Linked DNA regions of Homo sapiens: region 2 is linked to region 1. The links are chromatin contacts, found by Hi-C or POLR2A ChIA-PET in ENCODE. All regions are on one chromosome and are shown on one strand. The core of a region is the stretch at or near the end of the contact, and the rest is flanking DNA. Distances in the headings are between cores, read along the strand shown.

What was found. A loop is a pair of places that touch in the nucleus more often than their neighbours do. ChIA-PET counts read pairs that join two places held with the same protein, here RNA polymerase II (POLR2A). Pooled maps may share reads with other maps.
Region 2: a loop to region 1 is called in a pooled map, with 6 times the contacts of the local background. The contact joins the promoter of RHBDD2 here to the enhancer-like site in region 1. A Hi-C loop is called at or near these places in 5 of 37 single-sample maps with no recorded cell type and 9 of 50 pooled maps. POLR2A ChIA-PET finds 5 or more read pairs at or near these places in 8 of 52 experiments (A673, MCF 10A, Panc1 and 5 more).

What each region holds. Positions count from the first base shown.
Region 1 is chr7:75,841,356-75,844,539 of GRCh38, forward strand. No RefSeq gene overlaps it. Among named protein-coding and RNA genes, the nearest start is that of CCL24, 29 kb to the left of the region's middle. RefSeq lists an enhancer at 1,578-1,797. Within about 2 kb of position 1,625, at least 13 of the 41 ENCODE cell types and tissues checked have a DNase peak (open chromatin) inside an H3K27ac peak, as active enhancers do; they include A673 and endothelial cell of umbilical vein, where a contact is called at or near this core.
Region 2 is chr7:75,877,379-75,880,562 of GRCh38, forward strand. RHBDD2 (rhomboid domain containing 2) reads left to right here and starts at 1,656. Exons shown (of 4, transcript NM_001040456.3): 1 at 1,656-1,882. The coding sequence starts at 1,705. RefSeq lists an enhancer at 1,352-1,960 and silencers at 1,507-1,756, 1,857-2,036.

The sequences.
Region 1 (3,184 bases), core at 375-2,874:
AAAAAGAAAAAGAACTGGCTTCTGTAATTGCAGAGGCTGGCAAGTTCAAAATGTGTAGGGCAAGCTGGCAGGCTGGAGATCCAGGGAAGAGGTGGTGTTGCAGCCTCGTGTCTAAATTCTTCAGGCAGGCCAAGCAGGCTGGAAACCCAGCCAGGGTTTCTATGTTGCAGTGGAATCGAGGCCCAATTCCTTCTTCTTCAGGAAACCTCACTCTTTGACCTTAAAGCCTTCAAGTGATTGGATGAGACCTACCTGCTTTGTGGAGGGTCATCGTCTTTATTCAAAGTCTGCTGATTTAAATGTTCATCACAGCCAGGCACGGTGGCTCACGTTTGTAATCCCAGCACTTTGGGAGGCCGAGGCAGGAGGATCGCTTTGAGTTCAGGAGTTTGAGACCAGCCTGGGCAATATAGCGAGACCCTGTCTCTACAAAAAAAATAAAATAAAGCCAGGCGTGGTGGTGTGAGCCTGTAGTCCCAGCTACTTGGGAGGCTTAAGTGGGAGGATCACTTGAGTCTGGAAGGTTGAGGCTGCAGTGAGCTATGATCGCACCACTGCACTCCAGCCTGGGCGACAGAGCAAGACTCTGTCTCTAAAATAAAAATTAAAAAAGTTAATCATGTCTGAAAATTACCTTCATAGTAGCACCTAGACTGGTGTTAGCATCTAAACTGATGTCTAGACAGGCACCTTAGCATAGCCAAATTGTCAGAAAATTAGCTACAACATAGATCTTTTGTCTGTGCCTCAAAATCCAGGTTTAGCAGCCCTGGGGAGAGAAAAAGCTTTTGTTTTGTCTTTGAGACCCACCTCCCCAAGCTTCTTTTTTTTTTTTTTTTTTTGACACTGAGTCTCAGTCTGTCACCTAGGCTGGAGTGCTATAGTACGATCTTGGCTCACTGCAACCTCTGCCTCCCGGGTTCAAGCGATTCTCGTGCCTCAGCCTCCCAAGTAGCTGGGACCACAGGTGTGTGCCACCACACCCGGCTAATTTTTTTTTGTAATTTTAGTAGAGAAAGGGTTTTGCCATGTTGGCCAGGCTGGCCTTGGACTCCTGACCTCAAGTGATCAGCAGACCTTGGTGTCCCAAAGTTCTGGGATTATAGGTATTAGCCACCGCGCCCAGCCTTTTCATTTTTTTTTTTTTTTCTGTCTCCGAAGACTGGCCTCTTTCCAGGATGACTTTCAGTGAAATTTCCACTCCTTTCAGGGGAAACACAACTCCCACCCACACTGATAACAGACATTTCCTTCTTGCTGCATCAGGATGATGAGAATTGAAGTCTGGTTTAACCCTGTCCTTAACCTTCCCTGGGGCCCTGGATGGGTAGTTCTGTAGCTCCCGGCCTCTTGCTGACCACTGGACCAAAATACACAGAAGAATCCTATACAAGGTAAGCATTTGACGGATACCTCTTAGGTGGCCTCAGCTTTAGGAAGCTTTATTGGATCCAAAAATAGCTTTATTTCCCCAGGCCAGCCTCCCCACATACCTTGCCTCCAGCTTAGTGTCACAGTGCCTGTATCTCTGTGCGAAGAGTGATATTGGGGTGTTTGCAGGCTGGACTCAGAGCTGAAAGTCTCCCTGCCAAGTAGTGAGCATTTCACTATTCACGGAGGTGCCCCAGGGGCCAGCAGAGAGATTTCCAGAACAGGAAACACCCCCGCAGAAGTGGAGATCAACAGTAACAACAATGTATATTTCTAAACAGAACAGTGACTCATATTAAACATCTGTTTCACAATAGGGCCTTATATGCAAAACAACCCTAAGTATAGAAGGAGCCAAGAAACCAAAGAATGAGGCAGACAAATCCAGTTTGTCATCACGGGGTGTTTCACTGGGGGAACTATGGACAGAAGCATCGTCTTGGATGGCCACAAGGCAGGTAGATCTCCATGCTGTTACATCCCAGACTCAGGAACTATATACCATAAGGAAAGAATGCACATGCTCCAGAAGGAATGTGTAGGAATTTGCTTAAGGGCAGGATTTACAGTAAGTAGGAGTTCATCAAGGTTGATTTGATCCAAGTGTTACCAGAAAGGGGTCCCGATCCAGACCCCAACAGAGGGTTCTTGGATCTCGCGCCAGAAAGAATTCAGGGCAAGTTCATAAAGTAAAAGCAAGTTTATTAGGAAAGTAACGTGGTGAAGGACACAGCTACTCCACAGACAGGTTAGGAAGAGGAGGAATGTGTCCACCCTGGAGACAATACTTGTTTATATATAGCATAAGAAAAGATTATGGGGAGATGTGTTCTGCTACAAGGGTTTGTGATAAAGGATTAATTTTCTTACTGTATTTCGCAAGAATCGAAATTATCGTAGGAACGCTTCTGTTGTCAAGATATCGGGATATCAGGACACTCCTAAGTCTGGGTCTGTTTAGTAAACATTGTCAATCTGTTCCCTTAACTGTAAACATCTGGAGGCTAGGAATACCTCACTTTCTGGGAGTGCGGCCCAGCAAGCCCCAGCCTCATTTTTCTTAGCCCTCACTCAAGATGGAGTCACTCTGGTTCTAACGCCTCTGGCATAAGGGCAGGATTAATGGTAAGTATGCGCTTTTATATAAGGAATGATAGATAAACTGGAAATCTTAGAGGCATTCTTGGAACCAGGGTTAATCAGAAGCCTAGCTTCCAAGATGGAGTTATTTCAGCCTCCACAACATCTCTTCAGATAGATGGGACTTCACAGATTTCCCCAAGAATCACGGATAGAATTGGTTTGACAAGTGTGTGATTACATAGACCACTTTATGGCTCCCATAGAGGCTGGCATGATGGTTTACGCCTACAACCCCAGCACTTTGGGAGGCTGAGGCAGGAGGATTGATTGAACCCAGGAGTTCGAGACCAGCCTGGGCAACATAGGAGACCCTGTCTTTATTTTGTTTGTTTGTTTGTTTTGTGTTTTTTGAGACAATCTCACTCTCACTGCCAGACTGGAGTGCAGTGGCACAATCAGCTCATTGCAGCCTCGACCTCCTGGTCTCAAGCAATCGTCCTACCTCAGCCTCCTGAGTGGTGGGGACTACAGGTGCTTATCACCACACATGGCTAATTTAAAAAAAGAAAATTTGGAGCTGGGTTTGGTGGCTCACTCCCGTAATCCCAATACTTTGGGAGGCAGGCTAAGGCAGGTGGATCACCTGAGGTCGGAAGTTCAAGACCAGCCT
Region 2 (3,184 bases), core at 406-2,905, 36 kb after region 1:
GTCCCAGCTACTTGGGACTCGGGAGGCTGAGGCACAAGAATCACTTGCATCTGGGTGGCAGAGGTGGCAGTGAGCAGAGATCACGCCACTGCACTCCAGCCTGGGTGACAGAGTGAGACTCTTGTCAAAAAAAAAGGAAGGTCTACCTTAAACAGCTGTTCTCCAGCAAAAGCACTTTTCAAACTGTAAAGTGCTGAAATAGATCTCGGTTATGAGTGTTCTATTACATCCCTAACTTTTGAGTCCCTTCCATTGAATCCCTCTCCCGTTTCCTGTCCCTTTTCCTTTTTTTTTTTTCCGAGATACAGTCTTGCTCTGTCACCCAGGCTGGAGCGCAGTGGTGCGATCTCGGCTTGCTGCAACCTCCGCCTCCTGGGTTCAAGCGATTCTCCTGCCTCAGCCTCCGGAGTAGCTGGGATTACAGGCACGCGCCACCATGCCGGGTTAATTTTTGTAGTTTTATTAGAGACGGGGTTTCACCATGTTGGCCAGGCTGGTCTCTAATTCTTGACCTCGTGATCCGCCCGCCTCGGCCTCCCAAAGTGCTGGGATTGCAGGCGTGAGCCACCGTGCCCAGCCTCCTGCCCCTTTTCTTCAATATGAAGATAAAGCTGCCCCTGGCTGTACTGGAGGCCAATTCCGGGCCATAGCAGGAGGAACTGAGTTCTAATTCTGTCTTTGCCATGTAACTGAATTACCCAGGGCCCTCCCTAGTCCTGTTTCCTCTTTGGTGTAATAGGGATGAATACAGATGGGAAGATCGTGATATGAAAGAGTTCTGTGAGCTGTAAGGCATAATAATCATGAGGTATTATTACAGGACCAACAGGTGCCTAGGCCCGCTGTGCAATAACAGACCAGTTACACTGAGGAAGCAGGGTTATCAGCAGAAAAAGGGTTTAAAGATGGCAGGGTGCCTAGGAGGAGACGCAGGGAGACCAACAAATCCATCTTCCCCAAGGAGTTCCGGGCTGGGATTTTAAAGGGCATTGTGAAGGGTGAGGGGCTGGAAAATTGGGGTCATCGACTGGTCAGGGTAAGGGGGTTGAAATCCTCAGGATATGGAAACTGCAGTCCCCATTGAGTCTTGCTTCTGTGGGCTCCTTCAGAACAACTGGTGTCAGTAATTATGCTGGTATGCGGGACCTGAAAGAATATCTCCAAGGGAAAACGTTTCATAATGTTCAAGTTGTTATCTATGGAGTTAAGGGGAATTGTAATCTTGTGACAGGGTCTACGTGATTCTAGGACAGACGATGGGCACCTATCATAGCTGATACACAGAGCTATGAGCAAGCAGGTCGGAGAGCAAGGTGACCTAGTGATGAACGCAGAGTGTGCTGCAAGCTTCGTTTATTTTCGTTTTTCCCCCTCCCTTCTTCCCTGATTAATTTCCTAAAGTTTATAGGAGCAGTTTCAGTACCAGCCCGAGTAGGATGGAATCAAACACGGTGCTGGAACATTCCTACCCGGAAGTGGCCCCGACCCCCCTCCCCCCGTCCCGGCCTCCCACGCACGGGGGGGGGGGGGGGGGGGGCTGATCGGCGCTACCGGATTGGACAACTTGGCATGGGGCGGGGCCTCTGGGAGGCGTGGCCTCCGGCCGGCTCCTCTGCTGTTGCCAAGGGAAACTGCCGCGAGGAGGCGGAAGGAGCAGAGGACCGGCAGCCGGCGTCGAGGCGGGGCGCGGGAACGACGGCGGCCATGGCGGCCTCGGGGCCCGGGTGTCGCAGCTGGTGCTTGTGTCCCGAGGTGCCATCCGCCACCTTCTTCACTGCGCTGCTCTCGCTGCTGGTTTCCGGGCCTCGCCTGTTCCTGCTGCAGCAGCCCCTGGCGCCCTCGGGCCTCACGCTGAAGTCCGAGGCCCTTCGCAACTGGCAAGGTGAGCAGGGGCGGGCCGGGATCGCGGGGCGAGTCCTTGTCCTCCGACTTTGCCGGTTCCTGGGCTCTAGCCTCCGGGACTCGCCCCTTCAGGCCTCACCGCCAGTCTCCCCCTGTCTCGGTCCTCATCACCATGCCCGCCCCCCGGAGGACCGACCTCCAGCACCGTCTCTTGCTCTCCGTGTTCCACACCTTTGTCTGCAGACCCCATCTTCGTCATCACTGTAATCCCTTCCCTACCCGAATTTGTTCCCTTCCCTGTCGCCACCAGACTGGTTAAGGCCCCAAATCCATTCGCTAGCAAATCCATGCTCGCTCTCCAAGGGTAAAGATTTTTCGTCTCCCCCTCCCATTTCACATACACACCTACGTCTGCTTTAGGCCTAAGCCCCACTGAAAAACGTTTTTCTCTCACCTACATCACGACAATTGGACTTTATCCACAAACCCCTATAAGCCCTATAAACGTCCTGCCCTCTTGAGATTTGGAATTTCTTCTGCTTTTTCATCTGTATCTTAATCTTGACTGCCATTCCCAGCTCATGGGGGTACCAGGGTGTCTTCTGCCTTTGGAGAGAAGTGTTTGTTTTTCTCTAGGGGAGAGAAATTTTGCAGACCAATTAAGTATAAACATCCATTCCTGAAAGACATTCCTAGTCTCCGTGTCTTCCTCATTTTCTCGAGAGGAACACAGGAAATTTGCATATCTCCTGCTGTTTTGCAAAGCACACACACTGATATGTATTAATTTCGTTTAACCCTCACAAGGATCCCATGACGTAGGACCTGTTATTGGCCCGTTATCTAGATAAGATTGAGGTTTCATGCAGAGAATCGCAGAGCTGTTGCGTCATGCAATTGAGATAGGAATCTATATTTTTTTTTTTATTCTGTGATGTTTTGGAACTAGAGCCTTCGGGTAGATAATCTCCAAATCATGTACAGTTGCTTCTAGAATCTTTTCATGTTTATACTTGGAATTTCAGTTTTGGAAATACTCAACAAATAATGAAGTACTCTTCAGATAATGAAGCCTCTGGTGATGGCCAGACTGAGGTATATGGTTCCATAGCCTGCTTCCCCACTCCAATCTAAAACTGTTCCCCCCACCCTAGGTATACATAGCACCACCTCACAGACAGAAGCAAAATGCCAACCTAACCTTAACCTCCCACTTTCTGGGGTTCACTGCTTCCCTGGGTGTGGGTTTCGTGGATATGTGAGCGTTAGAGACGTAAGGGACCTTTGAAGTCCTCAATCTAACTCTTGTTACTTTACAGTGAGGAAACTGACGCCTAGAGGA